Regions from separate parts of the Homo sapiens genome. Here region 2 is linked to region 1. Evidence: chromatin loops called from intact Hi-C (ENCODE). Cell type or tissue: dorsolateral prefrontal cortex. All regions are shown on one strand. Links, peaks and the distances in the headings refer to the core of each region. The heading gives the core; the rest is flanking DNA.

Region 1 (11,916 bases), core at 3,917-11,916:
TGGCCCCCCTCCCTCGTGCCGATGGGGCAGCCCCCACACCCATGGGCGCTGGCACCCCGGCAGGCCCCCGGGTTTTGGAAGAGGAAGCTGCAGCCCGGCTGCGCCTGACCGGAGCCGGCTGAGGATGCGCTCTGGGCGCAGGGACCCGCTGGCCCCCGGGCCGGGAGGCGATGTTTAGGCAGCGACCCCCCAGAGGCTGCCGGGGCCACCCTGGCCACGGGCCCGCCGGGACGCCCCTGCTCGCCGCGCCCCTCCCCGGGCCGTGGCGCGTCCCCCGAGCCGCGCAATATTTCCTTCCTGCACCTTTAAGAAGACCGTTGCTCCGTGGTGGGATGGTGTGTTAAAGCCACACAGAGGAAGTTACGCAGCCCGGATCAGACCGAGAGATAAAAGCCCCGATGGTGATCGTGAGTGATGGCAAGAGGATTTAGCCTCGGCATTAACTTGGAGCGGAGTGCAGGGGGGCAGTGAAGCGCCCGCCATCTGGCCCGCGCCGCGCCGGGGGGATGCCCCGGCTCCCCGACGAGACGCCGCGAAGCCCACCCGGGCCGGGGGCTGCCCGGCGCCCGAGCGCGGGTCCTCCCCGGGCCGCCCAGGGGGGCCAAAAAGTTTGCACTTGTTAGCGGCGACCTCCCGCTCAGCCCGGGCGGGCGATGCGGGCGGCGCGGGCGGCCCCCTCCCCCGGCCCGCGTCTCCGGGACGGCTGCGGGCGGCCCCCCCGGCGGCCGGAGGGCTCCCTGGCCCCGATCTGACGGCGGCGGCGGCGGCGGCCACAGCGGCGGGAGCGGCGCGGGGAAGGAGCAGCGGCTCGCAGCCCTCGGCCCGCGCCCCCACCCAGCGCCAGCCCGAGGGGGGAGGCGCAGCGCCGGAGGGTGGCGGTCCTCGGCCCTCCCAGGTCTCCGCGCCGGGAAGCCGCTCCGAGCCGGGGTAAGGCGGGCGGGGAGAGCCCGGGAGGCGGGCGGGGGGAGAGGCTGCAGCTTGGCCAGGCCGGTTTCATTTTTAAAGGGCTTCGGTGACCATGCAGGCTTGCCCGGGCCCGGGAGCCACTTACAGCGGCCCGGCAAAGGCTCGGATGCAAAAGTTGTTTGGTGGCGGCTGCTACGAGCTGAGAACTGGAGTCGCCCCAGAGGGGTGTGTGAGGGTGCGTTCTTAGCAGCATCTTAAAGGGGTAGCTTGTCTTTCTGGCCAGCTTCCCCCGGGTCCTTTCCGTCGTGTGTGTGAGAGTGTGTGTGTGTGTGTGTGTGAGAGAGAGACAGAGTGTGTGTGTGTGTGTGTGTGTGTGTGTGTGTGTGTGTGTGTGTGTGTCGGGGAGGGATGTTGCAAGGATGCTCGGATGTGTCTCGGAAAAGGAAACTAACCCTGCTCCCGCGCCTCTCCCCCACCCCAATTCCACCGCCACCGCTTAGAGCCACCCCCATCCCGTGCCCTCCCATCTCTCTGCAAACTGGGAGCCTGTGAGTTGCACAGAGAAACTCCCGGCCAGTCCGGCTGGAAACTTCTCCCGGCGCCGGGAGGGGGTCGGGAGGTGAGGGGGCGCAGGCACTGGTTTGGGGCCGGCGTGGAGTCGAACCTGGAACTGAGCGGCGCGCAGGTGGGGGGAGCAGAGGCGGCGGGAAGGCGGGAAGAGAGGACCGCGGGCTCGCGGGGTCCGCCCGCTCCGGAGTAAGTTGGCCGTCTGGGCTGGGGGCGGCGGCGGCCGGGTCGCCACAGGCGGCAGCGCCGGGGCAAAGGATACAGCCAGTTCCTGGGCGCCCTGCTCTGTGTCTTTTAATTAAGAGAGGCAGTGCCGAAAAAGGGGGCGCCTCAGTCCCGGCCGGGCCTTTATTACGGGCTTAATTATTAATTGCTGCCGTGGCTTGCACGCAACTTTGGGAAGACGAAAAGCAGCTGCGGGGCTGCCGGGTCGTCGGTGTCCTAGGCACAGGGCTCGCAGCCGGCCCGAAGCACTGACTCGACCCTGGCCCCGGCCTCGACCCCGCCCGCGGCCCGCCGGGACCCACCCGGGAGCTGCTGCTCGCGCCCCGCCTCCCGCGCCCAACTTTCCAGGGCTCCCGCGGGCGGGGACCCAGGGGCCGGATAAAGGGCCCGCTCCGGAGCGGGGGGACACCCGGGCCGCCGGAATTAAGAGGCCCGCCGAGGCTACAGTGAGCGCGGGGCGCCCGCTGGACCCCGCCCGGGGCAGAGGACGGGAAGGTGACCCCGCCGGCCAAGCTCCCTTTCCCTCCCGGCAACCGCCACTCTCCCCTGAAAGCAGATTTCACCCCCCTCTGCCGCCCCTGCCGAGGAGGGAGAGGGAACCCCGGGGTGGGCTGAGTATCCCCCCTAGCCCCGGGAGCCCCCAGCGCCCTCCCTCCCGTGCCCCCAGGGGCCCCGCGCCCGCCGCGGCAAGTTTCCCACACGGCGAGGGCGCAGCAGGCAACTCCAAGAGGAACCTGCTGGCGAGCCCAGCCAGCTCGGGAGGCGCTAATTCAATAAGACAGAGAAATCTGAGTTCAGAAATCCTGATAAAATCTAATTTTCGAGTTTTAATACCCTGGCTATCAGCCCCCCTTGGTTCCTGAGGACTCTTAAAAGAAAATAAAGCACATTGATTCTATTTGTTTCTGGGAGCTGCAGTTTCTTAATAATATCAGGTGAAGATAAATTTTCCACGGAGAAAACGATCCTCCGGGATGCAGCTTCTTACTCTGAAAATTTCCCTGCCGACTCCTCACTCTCTGCGCTCCTCCTCGTTATCCGGGGACTCCTGCCTCTCTTCCCCCTTCTCTTTTTTCTTTTTGGCAGAACCCGCCTGCAATATTCGTGTGCTGAGCTCGTAATTCCCCCTGCGATGCCAGCAACGCCCAATTGATTGACTAGTTGTAAACACATTTTTCCCCTGGCAGATTTTGTTGTTGTTAGGGTTTTTTAAATTTATTTATTTTCCAGGGAATGCGTGGCATTTAAACCAACAGGACTGCAATTAATAGATTTGCGAGTTGCGCCGCGCGCGCCGCTCGCCCCAGCCTCCCGGCCTCCGGGCCTCGCTGCCTCCCCGCGCCCGGCGGCGTCCAGCGCCCTGCAAGCCCCGAGCAGCCGCGGGTCCTGCAGCTGAAGGAAGGTTGCAGCTGCGCCCTCCTTGCAAGCCGCAGCCCGGCGTCCTGGTTGTCCCAGCAGCCAGGAGATCCCTACCTGTTAGTGAACAGTTAGGAGTCGACTGCTGGAAGAATTAATTAGGAACGTGCTGTGCTCTGGGCAGCGCGAGCTCGGGTAGAGGCATCCAAACCTTTGCCGGCGGCGCTATTTTATTTTTACTACATTTTCTCAGGTTGCAAAAATAGACACCGGGCACGTTCTGTCTTAGAGTTTTCTAGCAAGGAGCGCCTTCAAGGCCAGGCAGGCTCTGTAACAGGTTCCCCTTTAAACAGCCAGAGGTGAGACGGGGAAAATGGTCCTGGCTGGGTTCTCGTTCATCTCCATCAGCAGTCCTTCACCCAGAGAGAGGGGCAGGGGTCGCCCTAACTCAGATGAATGAGTCCCATGCCTGGAGCCCTGGGGCCCTGGCTGGGGGCTGCTCCGAGCCTGAGGTGCTCAGGGCGCTCAGGGCAGCAAGTGTCCGCCACTTCGGTTTGTCATTTTTGGCAGGAGCGTTTTTCTGTCTGGGTGGAGAATGGAGTTTCACGGAAACACAGTTAACTCTTCAGGGGCCTTGCAAGTACAGGAGGTGAAGAGGATGTCAGGGGAGAGCCAGGTCCAGACTGGACATTTGGGGTGGTTTGGGAAATCAAATGCAATCATCGAAGACATATTAACCAGAATAATTAATCATGCAGGCACTTTTTTACTGCAGTAACCTTTGCCCTATTGGCCAATATTTTTGGCCAGAATCCCATGCTGGCTGGACTTGGATTCTCCGGGTGACGTATCCAGTGTCTGGAACACACCACAGTACTGCAGTCGTGTTATTTCCCAATGTAACATTCATGTAACTGGTATCTATTTTGATATAATATATTAATTATATCTATTTTGATTTTAAATAATTAACAGAAGCTTAAAATAGCACAGCAATAATCGTAATTGTAACCCATTTATAGACCTACCCTCTAAGAATGATTTGCAAAATGCTGGCCTTGATCAGAAAAATCTGAACTCACAAAGCATTGTTACCTCTTTGGCAGTCTTCAATATCCCTAGTTTCTTACAGTTAAAAAAAATTAAATTTGCCATTTCAGATTGTGCCTATGATTGGGGGGCTGTTTCTCAGTGCCTGGCTCTTCATGGTTGGCCAGCACGTGGAGCACTCTGTTCATCTGTACATATAGGTATGGGTCCATCTGCACCTATAGTTACATGCTCATCTTTGCCTTTAACAACTTTGACATTCTGACTTGACAGTCATGGTATTTTAAAGCAACCATTAAATCTTGGCTCCTGGGGATGCTTTTGAAAGTCTCTGACCCCCAAGCCGGGGCACTTCTGCTGAACTAACACTCCCATAAATGAGAAAAAAATGCATCACCTTTTAAATAACATGCCCGATCTCCAAATGTGCAACTCTGATATTAATAAAAATAACCCAGTTTTCTCGGGAGACTTTGCTAATGCAGCCTCATTTTTTGCACATTTTGCCGGAGAGCTTTTGTTCTTATACGTCTCTATTCTCCCCCTCTTTAATTTGTTGCAGGTGTTGTTGCTAATGAGCTCTCTCTCTCTCCTCCCCTCTTACAATGAAAGACAAGTCAGACCCCAGGTACCTGGATGGATTGAGAGCTGAGATCTCAGAAACTTCATAATAAGTTGCCGATGGCTACCAGCCAAGGTCAGCTGGGCCCCATTAGTGCCGGCCCCCACCAAAGCAGAACCAAATAGCCTTCTCCCCAGTGAACACCTCAGTAGCTTTTCATTCTAGTCCAGTCACACAGCTGTTGCCACCTTAAGCTCATATGAAAGAAATCTCTTTTATTGGTCTGAGAACCCAAGTCCAGTCCCAAAGAGGGAACATGTTTCCAGCTAACATGCCCACCTCCTGATTTTATTTTATCTTTACAACGCAGGCTGGAGGGTTGTTTTGCCGTTGTGTTGAGCACGTCACCCATTAAGAGCCCTTTAAAGACCTGGATTGATTGGAAGGACAAAAATTAAAAGCAATCTGATCCAGCCTCATGCAGGATCCCTGCGGATTTTCTCCTTATCCCATTTCCATCCACTGTCACAATTTGAGAATCTGCCTGATTTGATCAGATTCACCTCCAGGGGAGGTGTGATACCAGGGTTAGGAGGACGTGAAGTTATGGGCAACTTTCTGATCTGTCCATCAGCAGTCTGAGAAACGCTGGCTCTGAATTTTCCGTGTCGGCCTTTTGGAAACAACAAGTTCCTCGCTGTTTGCAAAGCTTCAGTGCTCGGGTCCCTGGGACACCCCGGCCACCCTCGCCTGGTAGATGTGGCATTTCCATGCTGAGGCCGCGAGTCCCGCCTGACCCCGTCGCTGCCTCTCCAGGGCTTCTCTGGGCCGCGCCTCTGCAGACTGCGCAGCCATGCTGCATCTGCTGGCGCTCTTCCTGCACTGCCTCCCTCTGGCCTCTGGGGACTATGACATCTGCAAATCCTGGGTGACCACAGATGAGGGCCCCACCTGGGAGTTCTACGCCTGCCAGCCCAAGGTGATGCGCCTGAAGGACTACGTCAAGGTGAAGGTGGAGCCCTCAGGCATCACATGTGGAGACCCCCCTGAGAGGTTCTGCTCCCATGTAAGTCCACTTACTGCTCTTTTGTTTGCCCAGGCCAAGTGGGAGGAGGTCTGGAGGAGATCCTTGGGGTGGACGAGCAGAGCTGGAGGACTGAGATGCAAGGCTGACTTTCCTGCCTCTTGACCAGGTCTGGACCAGACCTGGACCAGGTCTTTGTCCCACCTTGGAAATGTGTCAAAACAGAGGACACCCTGAGGACACTGGGGTCATGTGACATTGTTCTCTGGGGTAGGGGCATTCTCGGCCAGCTGGCCACTAGTTCAGTTCCCTCGGGAAGCCTATAGTATTCAGCTCCGCAGCCTTCAGGCTAAGCCCCACCTCCTGTGTAGGAAGTCAGCATTCTGGGCGAGTGAGCAAGATGCTACCTGCAACATGATACTGTAAGCTCCCTCTGTTCATCCTTTCTGTGGTGCAACCTCTTAGCCCACTCAATCCAATCCAGCAGACGGTACCATGAAGCTAGAGCATGCCAAGCACTGAGCTGGCCCTTTGCATGGGGAGGTTTGACGGAGGCTCAGAGGGGATTCACGCAGGATGAAGTTGGGGGTTAAGCTGGGACAGACAGTGCAGCTTGGGTCCCCTTCCACTTCCATTCCTACATGCAATGATGGCAGCCCCTGGGTAAGTCGGGGGAAGGCAGACATTCAGGCGTTGTCCCTTGCCTCCCTAGCTAGAGAAGGAGGGGTCCTAGGGGCACGGAGTACTTCAGTACTCAAGTAATGTTAACAGCAACAACAACAGCAGAGATGGTTGCGTGCGAGCTGTCTGAGTGTGTGGGCCGAGCCTGATGCCATTGCGAGGAGTCCTCCCCTCAGCTAGCCAGGTGGATTCTGTGTTGTATAAAGCAGGAGCGTCAGGGGAGGGCTCTGGCCCAGTGACGTCTGTGGGCTTCTGTTCTGTCATCTGCAAAATGGGCACACTAAGAGCACACACTCCTAGGGTCATTGTGAGGAGTTTGTGGTTTAATTAACGTAGGTAAAGTGTTCGGAATAGGACCTGGCACAGAGTAAGTGCACGCAGATGTTAGCCGTTGTCATTCTGGTCATACAGGTGGGGTAACTGAGGCAGCCCAGGGGTGACGGGTAAAGGCATCTGGCCAAGGTCACACTCCAGGAGGTGGCGAAGCTGTGATTCCAGCTTAGAGTGGCTCCAATGTCTCTGAGCTAAGCTGCTTCCCACTGGGCAGTGCTCCGGAGGCCGTCCCTGGCAGGGCAGGGCAGAGCTGGGTAGGGCAGCCAGGCTGCAGAAGCTCACAGGAGGGGCTTGATGCCATCCCCCAGGCAGCTGGTACCTCTGCGTGTCCTTGGAGGAGCCTCCAGGTCTCTGGGTTTGTGGTGGGGCTGACCCGGTGCCCCCACCTCAGAGTCCTGAGGACTTGATCTCATGGGCCGGCTCTGCTCACATCACAGGGCAGTCAGCCTGAGAAGGTAGCTTCTTACTCAGGCTTGTCAGTGGTGATGAGGCTGTCACTGTGGGTGGTGGCTGGGCCAGGGCCAGCTGGGGAGAGAGAGAGGGAGGGAGAGAGGGAAGGAGAAGGCGGCACGAAGCCAGGAGCTGGGGCTGGATAGTCTGTGGCCATAACTGCCCCGGGGACCGCAGGGCCAAGCAAGGGGGCTGGGCTCTGGAAGCCAGGAGGAAGGCCAGGATAGGGGCTGGTACTCAGTCCACATCTCAAAGCCGGTGGGAGGGTTCTCCACACGCTCTCGGGCACGGTCAACCTCTGTCTCTCGTATTAGAGTCTCGACTGTATTTTCTCTCTTAAATATTAATCACTGCCTTAACGTGCTTGGGGGAGCAGCTAAATCATAATTCTAGGACCAGCTTTGGGTCGAGGGCTTGAGGTGGGGAGATGACCCTCAGAGTCAAGTCCGAGGCCCTCTCCTTGCCAAAGCTGTCTAGGGTGTCATTGGCCCTGGACCTCTGCCCTGCCCCCACCCTCAGACAGAGAACCCAGTGCAGTGGGCGGCTGTTCTGGGGAGGTGGTCACCCCTCCCAGTCCCAGTGCCGGCAGAGCCTCATCCCAGGCAGCCAGCCTCAAGCCCTGGGGTCTAGAAGAGTGCTCTCTCCCATCCCCATCCCCTGCTCCTCTCCTGGGCAGACAGGTGGGGAAGGCAGGGGAGAAAGAACAGTCCCTCCACAATCTCCCACATGGGCAAGTCCTCGGCGTCTCGCCACCTGTGTGATGGACTTAAATATTTCATCATGGGCTGCCATCCAGCTCTGCTTTGATTACAAATGTGTGTCCGATGAGGACGGGGAGGCCGCCGTGGCAGGTGGACGGCAGCCTTTTGCAGGGCTGGCTTTTGGAGGGCTGGCTTTGGAGGGCTGGCTTTTGGAGGGGTGGTTTTTGGAGGGGGTGGTTACTTCTAGATAGATCTGGGTTCAAACCCTGATGCCACAGTTTATTGTGGCTTCCCCTGGGAGGGTCCGGGCAGTAGGATGCTCTGAGGTAGGTCCTACTCTAATCTCATTTTTGGGAATAGAAAGTGTTGCCTAAATCCTGCCAACATCACTCCGTTGAGAAGGCAGGCTGGGAACTGCCTGTAGCCAAGGCCCATGCCCACCCACCAGGCGGCACAGCCTCCCCTCTCTCCACTTCTGACCTCTCTGAGTTTCACTGTCTTCCTCTGCCCAGTAGAAACCATAATGTAGGAGTGTCACGGTGCTGGCGGGACGGCACAGCCCGGCCGTGCTGCCGTGGTACGTGCGGACACATAGTAGGTACTCAGTGTGCAATACTAGTCACCAGCTTATCACTGTTGTGATTATGGCCTCGGTGATTTTCCTGGCTTTGCTTCTTCCCCGGGCTCCTTTGCCTCTCCCCAGCCTTGGGGACGCCACGCCTTGTATTGCTAGTCTCTGGCAGCATGTGGAAGATGCAGGCTGGGGGAGCTTCCTCGCCTGCAGCCCCAGCAGCTGTTGTTAACCAGCCACCAGGGGGCGCCCTAATGGCGGCCAGATGCCCACTGCCCCCTTAGCCTTGCCATCGCCCATGGGTCCTTGCTCCCCTTCGCCCCTTCAGTGGCAGGTGCTACGTGTGTCCCAACATCCAGCCCACGGGAGCGCAAGCCCGGCTGCACTCCGAGGGTACAGGAGGGACCCAGGGGCGGACGGCCTTTTCAGATGCGGGGTGCAGACCCTCTCTCTTTCCCAGGCTTCCTGTCCTTCAGCAAGGCCACCTGAGAACTGAATTGTAAATTCCAGCCTTGCAAGGAAGGGGAGGAGGCTGAAAGACAAGATAAATGAATAAATAAAAACCTATTGGCTCTAAATGCACAATGAGAATTAATAGGGATGAGCTCTCAACAGAGGATTCTTGGGCGAGGACAAAATTGCAATGAGGGCTGTGGGAGAAGAGAGGCGGCCCCCACCCACATTCCCAGGGCCTGCCCCTGAGGTCAGCCCAGCAAGGCTGCAGGCCGAGAAGGAGGCAGGAAGGGCGACGGGCAAAGGCATCTCAGCCCCTCACAGGGCAACTGCTGCTTGCAGGACCCTTGGAGATGGGGAGGGCGTGACTGGCATTGGGAGGTGCCCCTTAGCGCTCTGCAAGACACGTCTCCCGCCAGCCACCTGTGGTCCCCGTGAGAGGAAGGGGGAAACCCTTCCTTTGTGCCTTGGAGACAAAAACTAGCCACCCGAGACTCAGGGGTGAGCTGACGAGCAGGTGAGAGAGAGAGAGAGAACTACTGCCCAGGCAGCAGGGTGCCAAGGGAATCCTGCCACTCCCACTCAGAGCAATCGCCTCAGTGCAGCAGCGCTGACCTCACCTTGATAGAGGTGCAGAATCCCAGACCCTGCCCCACAACTGCCGAGCCAGACTCTGCCTTTTAACAGGAAGTCTCTGGAGCGCTGGGGTGGGGTTGGTCCAGGATGGTGGATGAAGCCTGCCGTTGACGAAGGGGCCAGAGGTCTGTGGGTCCCATGGGGTCTGTGCAGGTTAAGAGGAGAGGCATTGCTGAGGGGAGACAGGAGCCAACAGGAGAGCACTAGGGGGTCCTGGGAATGGAGGGATGGAGCTGGGAGCCGAGATTCCCAGATGCGGGCCTTGCTTGCCAAGGCGGGGGGTCTGTGCTTCTGAGCAGGAGCCAGTGGAAGGTTCCAGAGAGAGGCAGCACTACCTCCTGACAAGAGCTACAGGCCTAGAATCTGAAGCCCTGAGCTCACATCCCAGTGTTGTCACTTGGGGGCTGGGTGGTCTGAGGTGAGTCATTCAAATTCTCCAAGCCTCAGTTTCCCTATCTGTAAAAGGGGTATGATCTTCACTGCCTTGCCCACCTCACCGACTTCCTGGGAGAGGAAACGCCTCTCACAACATAACAGAAGGTGCTTGGCAGAGACTGTAAGTTCTTTTCTAGTGTGAGGCTTGAATATTATTGTTTATCCAATCTTGATAAGCTTGACATTTCTACATTGACATGGGTGAACATTCAAATTTCAGCCATGTTGGAGTCTCCAGCATACAGAGGCACCTTGGCTTTGGTGGACAGGAAAGCCAAGGGCAGGCTGTGAACGTGCATCTTTGAACACACATCTTACTCAGTTAGAACCTGCTTTAGCTTCTCTGTGCCTCAGTTTACCCAGCTGCAGAGCAAATGGTTCCATTCCTCCCCCAGGGGGTCTGCTGGGCTGTTGAATGCAGACAGCAGGCAGGTCCTGGAGTCCTTGAGCCACTCCTCACTGTGACATTGAACACCACATGCAGAATCAAGGTCACAGACACTCTGCCTCCTGCCAGACCTTGAGGATCATGAAATGTTTCCATCCAACAATGCAGAGCTGACCGGCCCGATGGCTCTGGCCTCCTTCCCCCTCTGTGTTTCTGGCCCCAGCCTCCCTCCTCTCGCCGTCACAACCCTCCAGTCGGCAGATGTTTCCAGGTATGACCTCATGCCAGGCACAGTTGTGATGGGAAAGTGAGATGACTAGAGATAAATTAAGTGAAAAACAAGAGAAAAACACTACAGACATTGAAGACAATACCCAGCTAACCACAAATGGTGACACCGGGGCCTGATATGATAGGAGCTGGGGAAGGAGGAGGGCGTGCCCCTCCCCATGAACTCTCCGGGCGCTCCAGCCTTGGCCCGTGCTGTCTCCTCCACCCGAATGCCTGCCCCCTCCTTCCTTTCTTTTCAAGGCTTCCGCTTCTACCTGGATAACCCTGGCTCCTTTTTCAAGGTTCAGGTTGGACCCTACCTCCTCCTCCAGGAGGCCTTCTCTGACTCCTTTGCCCAGTGGGGTGAGGAGGCCCTCATTTGGTCATCATCCTGCTTACTGACTGGCCTATCAGTGAAGAGTTCTGGCCCTAGGAATGGAGAGTTTAGAATCCCGTGCTGTGTGATCTCTGATGTGAGACCTAACCTCTCTGAACCTTAGTTTCTCAATGGGAGCTATTAATAGAACGTGCATAGGAGACTGTCATGAGCACGGTGCTTGGCACATAGTAGTTGCTCACTGCGTGCTGGCTGTTGGGACCAATTCTGTAACTTTAGATGTCTGCTTTTCCCCTGGACTGTGAGCTCCTCAAAGGCAGGGCTGTCTCGCTATCTTTGCATCCCCAGCACCTCCCTCTGGACTTGATCAGTGCCCAGTAAGCATTTCCTGAATGAATGGATGCATGGGAGGAAGCATGGTGTGATCCAGGAACGCTTCTCAGAGGAGGCAGGATCAGGGCTGTATTTTTTTTTTTTTTTTTTTTTTTTGGAGTCAAAGTCTCGCTCTGTCGCCCAGGCTGGAGTGCAGCGGCGCAATCTCGGCTCGCTGCAAGCTCTGCCTCCTGGGTTCACGCCATTCTCCTGCCTCAGCCTCCCCAGTAGCTGGGACTACAGGCACCTGCCACCACGCCAGGCTAATTTTTTGTATTTTTAGTAGAGACGGGGTTTCACTGTGTTAGCCAGGATGGTCTCGATCTCCTGACCTCGTGATCCACCCACCTCAGCCTCCCAAAGTGCTGGGATTACAGGAGTGAGCCACTGCACTTGGCCAGGGCTGAGTCTTGAAGGAAAAACTGGGGTTTGGGTCAGGACAGAGGAGACCCTGGAAGCCCCTGCTTCTCTCCACTGCAGTCCCTGTTCTGTGGGATTTGCGATTGGATGAAGCCGGGAGGTTTGCACAACTCTGTCCTTAAGTCAGTTGCAAGTGACTTCGGCACCTGAGCTGCACCAGCCGTTAAAGCCACTCAGTC
Region 2 (8,000 bases), core at 1-8,000, 150 kb before region 1:
GTACTAAAGTAATTTTTCAAATCCATCACTCACTGAGGTGGTAGGACAAGAGTTGTGGGCTGAGCCTTTGGTCTACGTTTGGCAGATACTCCCATCTGATTAGCGGAACGCTTCAATGACTGCTGATTTAAAAGGCCAGATGCTAGTCCTGCATGGTACTGCAACTGCAGAGAAAAACAAAACAAAAGGGGAAGAAAAATAGCATTTGGTAAAAGTAGGACAAATGGTATTAAACTAGCAATGCTTGATAATCTTATCCCCTTAGAACATTTTAAGTAACTTCAAATACAACTGCTCACATTCTGCTTCAAGGAATTTACCCATAAAAAGATAATCAGACAAACAGGAAACAAAACAAGAACAAGACTGTTCATCACAGCATTACCTCATGATGAAAAACTGGAAGCAGTCGGAATGTCCAACAACTGACTGTGAAATTGATTAAAATAGAGAAAGAACTTCACAACACCATTTTGTTGAATTAAAAGAAAAAAGGTTCCATTGTAAACAGAGAGGCACTTTAAAAAATGTTCTCTAAAATGCTAACTGTATTTTTCAGTAGTAGAATTCGAGTGATTTTTACTTTCTTCTTTATTTTTGACTACTATTCATATGCTTTATGTAAATGGTTTTAAAGCCTACGTAATTTTTTAATAAGAAAATCCAGAGGTTTTCCTTAGAGACAAAGTTAGTTCTGGGAAGTCTTGCTACCACCATATCTTGCTTATAATAAAAACCATAGAATTTGTAGTCTACCGCAGTACACCATGACCACGACATGGCTTATCATACACAGATTCAAACATACTATCAGTCTGCATTCAGAACCACTGAGCTATCTTTTCAATGGTTAAATTACAAATATCAATCATAAGAACAAGCTTATGAATATATCTTACAACAATGTATACAAATGGATATAGGCTCATTGAAAAGAATCGAATGGAGAAGCCAATTTCAAGTCCATGGACATGCAATTGGAACAATGTCATGGAGGTAAGGAAGCAGCATGCTTTAAATGTGTCTGGTGCCAGCATCCCTTACTTGATCCCTGGACAAACTGCTGAGCTTCATGGTGACTTAGGATAGATAACTTTACTTCTCTATACTTCAGTTTCTTATTGGGAAAGAGAAATGATACTGCCCAGTTCTAAACCAAACAAAACTTTGAATTCTAATTTACGTAAAATATAATATGCACATTTAAAGTGAACAGTTTAATGAGTTTTGACAAATGTATATACCTGTATAACTACCACCCCAAGCAAGACAAAGCAACTTTCCATCATTACAGAAAGCTCATTTGTGCCCTAACGCAGTCAATCCCCTTAGCACCTAACATCAGGAAATTCTGATTTAAAATATAACTCATCATTCTCACTCCTTGCTAAATGAAGTTTATATCCAATTTGACGTGTGACAATAACTTTTAGCTTCCCTTTCTAATTCTATACTTTTGTATTTTAGATCATAAGAGTTGTCATCAATATCGCTATAATAAAATTATCCTTGAAAGGTATCCCAATTTTGAGCAGATGTAAATAAAAGATTCACATGTGAAAATGCCAAGCTAAGAACTTGGATAGAGACCATTTATAACATCCAATATGTTTCTTCCTCTCTTCTCAGATTAAGCAAGGTCTTTCAAACATTTATTTAGAATTATCTAAACATACAAATAGTAATTCATTCTAAAGCTCTGAATCAATTTCTTCTCAAAATGCTCTTCCAAGGCACAGATTTTCTTTGCCGAGTCAGCTGCATTACAGCTCACGGTAATGAAACTGGCGACCACCATATAAAAGGGGCTGGGCCTTGGATGCAAAGGGCAATAATGTTCTGAAAAATAAATGGCCTCACCTAAAGCCATAGGGCTGCATGCAAATAGAGAGCAAAGACAACAAAACCAATTGAAATGATCTGCTCCTGGAAAGTGGCTATAAAAATGAGGCTATCCAGTGATCCAGTATGACAGAAGTATCTGTGTTTGGAGCATCCGTACTGCTTTTTAACAGGCTCTTGATTTACTTGGTCGATTTGCTGTGGGAGCCTTACAGGTGCCCAATACAAGACAAACATACATCACATTCATAATAAAGATGGAGCTCTTTTCAGGGTAGAAAGGGGGGAGCATAATTTGGCTCTAACAACTCATCTTAGACCAATGAATTTTCCTCAAATTTGTTTTTTTCCTACAGATTTCTTAAATGGGAAATCAATGGAGGCAAGGGACAGTACAAGTTTGAAAGACAATGTTTCAAAATGTCAGCTACTTGGGTTTCGATCTTCCCTGCCAGAATTTGCAATGAGTGCAATATGCATGGGGCTTTATGGAATTACAGGGAAAGACAGCTTGGCAGGGGCCTCCTCCTGGCTCAAGGAATCGACTCTCCTTTTGGCTTTCCTCCTTTGTATTTACTAGGGTCCATGCAAGCTCAGCCATTCCAGCCCTGCTGACTCTTTGAGTGGAGGAGGCCTGCTAACTATGCAGAGTGGCAGGGTGATTTTGCCCACCCGGCATCATTTTGATCATTTGCTCAAACAAACAAACAAACAAAAACCCAAAACAGCAGAAATGTACGCTAACTGCTATCTGTCTTTTAAAGGGTTCCTCTGAAACCTCAACCATCTTGGATGCTCTCAGTGTACAGTGCACCTCTAACAGCACACATAGGTGGAAGGACTCTTCTTCCCCCAAAACAAAATCTGCCCTTGAGAGCTGACTCATAAGGATTAAGCAGCACTTGTTAATCATATATATGTATCCCAGTTTCCAGGAACACGGCTCTGACTGTCAAGATCTATAAGGGGCCCATTAAATATTTACTGAACCACCTTTATAATGGGAGAAAAGGTCAAAGTTAATAAAACTGACAGGCAGCTCCTGTCCAACTGGATTATACATTATTTAAGCACCAAAACTCCATTCCATGCAACACAGTTTAGATCTGAAGAGGCTCCTGGAAAATGTTCACTCAGCCAATGGTTCTAAAACAGCAGAAGGGAGTTCAGAGTGAATCTACAAATTAACATTAGAAACATATAACTCCCCAAAATACCGCCATAAGTTCTCAATTACAGGTTCTGTAATATTTTCTATAAAAATATATTTCAATAAACATACTTCTCTCCAAATGTCTGCAGCATGGAAACAAGTCTATTTCAAAAAGCAACTTATCAAAGTTCTATTGTGATTTTTCTATCAAAGATCCTCCACTAACCGGGAGGAATAAAAATGAAAGAAGGAGAGAAATGATCTATTCTTTTAACTTTCATATCTTACAAGTGCGGGGAATGGGAGTGTTTATGTGCTGAGTTGGAGGGGAAGGTTCGTGATTTACTGTTAAGTTACTGCTCCACAGGAACAGCCATTTCCGTGTTGCAGTGTTCTCTGGATTTTTTAGAGTATTTCTCTCAGTTACAATTTCACTATCCATTAATTTCCACTTTCTATTTTCTATGAATGACCTAGGATTTTTCTATCAGTTCTCAACCTAAAGCCCTTTCTAACCAATTATATCTACTAATTACCTCTATACCTGAGAAAATTTTAACAATTAATAATGGTCTGAGGAAAGACCAATTAAAATTAGGAAAACTTTGATCTACTGAATCGTTTTTAAAATAATGCTGTTTTAGTCTTATTGAACACGTAAGAGGCTCCAAGTTGTCAGGCAGGGTCCTGACGAAATGTAAGTGGGAGAGGAAGCGCCTCTGTAACCAGCAGCCTCTTTGGAAATGTGCTCCTGGGCTTTGCTGCTACCAAACTGGGTGACCTTACACATCTCCTGTCCCTCTCTAGAAAATATGCATGACATTTTCTCTGAGGACCCCCAAACTCTAAAATTCAATTCCTTTGTATTTCTAAAGGTAGAAAGGTATTTGATGTGAAGGAATGTCCCTACAACATTAATACAAGAGACTTAACAAATCTTTTTCTGTTGGATAGCCAAGGTCTTTACAGAATCCTCTTTTAAAGAGTCCAAACTACTGGGAGTCCAAATTCAATTAGCTTTAATACGCTTCAAATTACAAATAACAACAAATACTGGAAGCAAATGATATAAAAGGAAATGATAAAAACAGGATTCAAATGCAAAGTTTCTGACTTAAATCTTGAGTTCAAGAAATCAGATGAGCAATCACCCCTCTCCCGTTCATTCTCCACTTGCATGATGTCTTCTGCATTGTTCTGAATGCTTCTACCCGCCCCAAAATATTCATAGGTTAATGTTTTGCACTGGACCAAAGTTTGAAAAGAGAACAGAAGGAAATTCATCACACCGATCATGTTCAATATACTAATGAAGCCAGTGGCATTCAATTAGGCCTAGTACTTAAAAGCTGAAGTGTATGCTGGAGCCTCCCTGGGGTCCCTGCTACAGCATCCCATCATATGCAGCACTGCTCTACCCTTGCCATCTGGCCCGAATCCCACTTTAAGAGAACCTGACATTTGAAAACCTCAAAACTTATAAGCCAGATCAATCAAGATTTGATTCTTCTCACTATGAAAATCACTATTCCTTTCTCAAGATTCACCAAAGGCTTCTTTAAGGGTAAAGGGGAAAAAAGAGCTCTCCTGGACGTAAGTTATGATTCACTTTATTTTTTTTTTAAATCACTTTGCATATAATTACATATAAAGGCAAAGAATGGCATAGAATTAAGTTATAATAAATTCTGTCTGGCTTAGACCAGAGGACCCACAGGAGGGCAGAAGAGATCAAGGGGGTAGGGAGCCCCACCATCTCCTCTGCCAGTCACTCTAGGCCAATTTCCTTCTCCAAGCACAAAGCTCCGGTCTGTACTGGGAAAAACGCCCAGAAAAGACAGCCTTGTGTTATTCCTGGGTCTGGGAGTGAAGCTGCCACCCAGGGAGTCTTATCTCTAGGGCACAGACCTTGTTATTGATGACTCTATTCTGTACAATGTCCAGGATAGTGCATTGAATACAGGTGATGCTAATGAATTTGTCAGCTAACAAGTAGACTGGCAGATTCATGGGAATGCTGGCTTGGCTTGGCACTGCAACCAATCTAGAACAGACTGCCTCCATCTGACAGTCCTCTTATGGCTGGCCTCTTACGAAAGCAAACACACTGCTTTCTAGGTGCTCACTGTCAAGATAGAACCACAGAAGAAACCTTTTTTCCTCTTATTCCAGTTGCCCAGAAAGTGGGTATGTTCACAGGCTTGAGCTTGGACCAAGCTCAAAAGAAAAGGGGTCCATAGGGACTGCCCCTAGATGACTTCAAATCACAGAATTTAACAATAGAGAAAGGCCAAAGTAGATGCCAATCTTCCCCCCTACCCACAACCCCATTTCACATGAGAGGAGATGCCAGCCTTAAAGAGGTCACTGACCTCAGGTCACACCATTCGCAGGAGGACGGTGGGCCATACAGGGTTTGCCTTAATAGCTCTGTCCCGCGGGGATAGGTATGCTGCATCTTTCTAACTGGAGGTACTGATGTTTATCTTCCCTTCGGCAACAGAACACAGCGATCCCCCCTGGATGAGAGCTGGCCCATGCCAAGCAGGCAGCCACGTTCCCATCACCAGCCTCTCCTGGCTCCTGCTTGTCATGATAGAACTCTTCACTCTGCCCTCCTGCAGGCGCTGAGACGTTGCATGCTTTTCCCTCCCACTGACTCCAGTCATGTGTTAGGTGGTGAGTTTGAAGAAGTTTTAAACTCTGTTGTCTTCAAGTTTTAATATTCACAGTTAAATACTTTAGAGAAAAGAAATCAAGAAACCATAGTTTCATCAGAAAATCTAAATTCCAGATGCACAGTGGCATGTTGAACCTTCCTAGCAGTTTTGATATGGCTGTGTCACAGAGCAGTTGTGCTTCTGTCTAACGGGTTTCTAGGAGATTCCACATGTATACTCTGTTTCTACTGAAGAATTCTCTTTGCAAATGTATGTTATATATAATGATAGCAAGCAAGGACACCAGTGCCACTTCCCCTGTAGATCACTGACCAAAACAGCCAGAGGTGGCTGGCGTAAGTGCACTGAAAATCCTTCCAATGTATAACAGAACACACCAAAGCCCACAGCCACAACCTAAGGACCCATGACACCTGGAACAATCCACACTGTGTACACCTGAATCAAGTCACACCCCATACAGCTGGGATGTGTGTTGCGACACTGCAAGGTAGGGTGCTAATCTGAGAGTCTCACATAGTCATGTTTCCCCAGACCATTAAGCTTTCAACTAGAACTAAGATTTCTGCAACATCAGGAAACTTTGTCACCACTGTGAGTTGCAAGGACCTTTGCCCCTCATTACTGAAATATGTTTTGTTTCCAGCTAATGAGAAAGAATCATGTATTACAATAGAGTTCTGGTTCTTCTTTTGAACATAACTCCAAGCAAAAAACAGGCAAGCTTGTCTGGTATTATCTGTGCCAAGGAAAACAGCTACAGAAAAATACCATAAATCTAATTGTTTTGCTTGGGTTTTAATCTAAATATCAGATGATGATATTAGCTTCTTTCCTCCTTTTATCTCCTAATGCTTCTTTCAAATAGCCAATAGTTTAGAAAAAAACACCTTAGACTTGAGCTTTTATGGGTAAATAATCTTTTTACTTGGTCAAAACAGCATCAATAAACCATAAGAAGGAAGCCTCCAATTTACTTGCCTATTTGTTCTCTCCTGGAAGCTCGGTTTCACAGCTCCTTCAATTACTAGGAAAGCAGGACAGCAAATCAGGGCTGCGCTTCCTGCTCCACTGTGGCATTATTTATATGCTAAATGCCATTTGAGTTTCTTTCTTCCCTACATATTAGTGCTCAAATGTCCAAACTTCAAAAGCTATCCAAGAAGTAAACAGAGACGATGGATAGCAGCCCTTTTCTTTCTTAAATATCTGTAATGGTTAGGGTTGTTTAGATTGTTCTACTGCAACTCCCCAGAATTTGCACCTTTATTAATAGGACTTTCTCCACAACTGCTCCTGTTTACACTACAGCTGTATGCATGTTATCATCCTTCAAAGGTGCCAGTCCAATAGAAGGAGAATGACTCACATATCTGAATGAATTCACTAACAAAGCAAACTAAAATGTGGCTAACAATGGAAGAAACAACCATCATAGGGATTATTATTTGTAAAGGGAAAGAGAAAGACAACAGAAGAAAGGGAAAAAAAGGGAAGATGAGCAGCTAAGAAAAGACAGACGAGGGTATATAAAAATTGGTGTTTTCCTGTCTCCCAGGAGCCCCCTCTCACTTCACACCAGGTGCTCACCCCATCTGCCTTGCATGGTCTGAGAGAGCAATGGACAGGGTCATAAAGAAAGATCATGTTGGAGAGTCACCTGGTGTCAGGGGTTGAACGTTTTTGTCTCCCCAAAATTCTTCTGTTTCAATACACATTGGCCTAATTCCCAATGTGATGGTATTTGAAGCTGGGGACTTTGGGAGATAATCAGGTTTAGATAAGGTCATGAGGGTGAAGGCCCCATGATGGGATTAATGCCCTTATAGGAAGAGGAAGAGGAAGAGATCAGATTTCTCTCTCTCCACCATGTGAGGATATAGCAAGAAGGTGACCATCTGCAAACCAGGAAAAGAGCCCTCACCAGACACCAAATCTGCCAGCAACTTGACCTTGGACTTTCCAGCCTTCTGAACTGTGAAAAATAAATGTTTGTTGTTTACCCCAGTCTATGGCATTTTATTACAGTGGCCTAAACTAAGACACATGGCCACTTAAGAAGATGCAGGCCAAAAATATAAATAGGATCAATGCAAAATTTGACAACACAGTAATGAGAGCATCATGACAGATTATTGACAGGCGGTGACAATGAATGAGAATATGCCCTCTGAAGAGGGACAACATGGTGGGCTATCTTGTTTGCCTATGTTTCTACTGGGGGAAGAAGGCCACGTCAGATGCACCATCATGTTCTTGTCACCAGCTAAGGTTGAACCACCCCAGAATCCTTATCCATTTGCATATTATACTTCTGGACTCAA

Evidence for each region. Peaks named below come from ENCODE experiments on the same cell type or tissue, not always from the same donor. Only the 100,000 strongest peaks of a DNase experiment are listed, where the experiment ranks them.
Region 2: a loop joins it to region 1, with 2.1 times the contacts of the local background. A loop is called at or near these places in 5 of 110 quality-filtered maps.

Annotation. Positions count from the first base shown.
Region 1 is chr9:132,161,313-132,173,228 of GRCh38, forward strand. NTNG2 (netrin G2) reads left to right here and starts at 746. Exons shown (of 8, transcript NM_032536.4): 1 at 746-927; 2 at 5,037-5,732. The coding sequence starts at 5,520. LOC124902291 (a long non-coding RNA gene) reads right to left here and starts at 388. Exons shown (of 2, transcript XR_007061826.1): 1 at 304-388. RefSeq lists enhancers at 8,220-8,977, 8,978-9,735. In dorsolateral prefrontal cortex, for the core only: CTCF peaks have their summits at 5,580, 5,907 and 8,665 (motif pointing right); DNase peaks (open chromatin) are centred at 7,249 and 8,659; H3K4me3 peaks cover 915 bases; H3K27ac peaks cover 1,232 bases.
Region 2 is chr9:132,014,304-132,022,303 of GRCh38, forward strand. It overlaps MED27 (mediator complex subunit 27), which reads right to left. Exons shown (of 8, transcript NM_004269.4): 3 at 34-164. Among named protein-coding and RNA genes, the nearest start is that of MED27, 62 kb to the right of the region's middle. In dorsolateral prefrontal cortex, for the core only: CTCF peaks have their summits at 4,718 and 4,917; a DNase peak (open chromatin) is centred at 4,788; H3K27ac peaks cover 787 bases.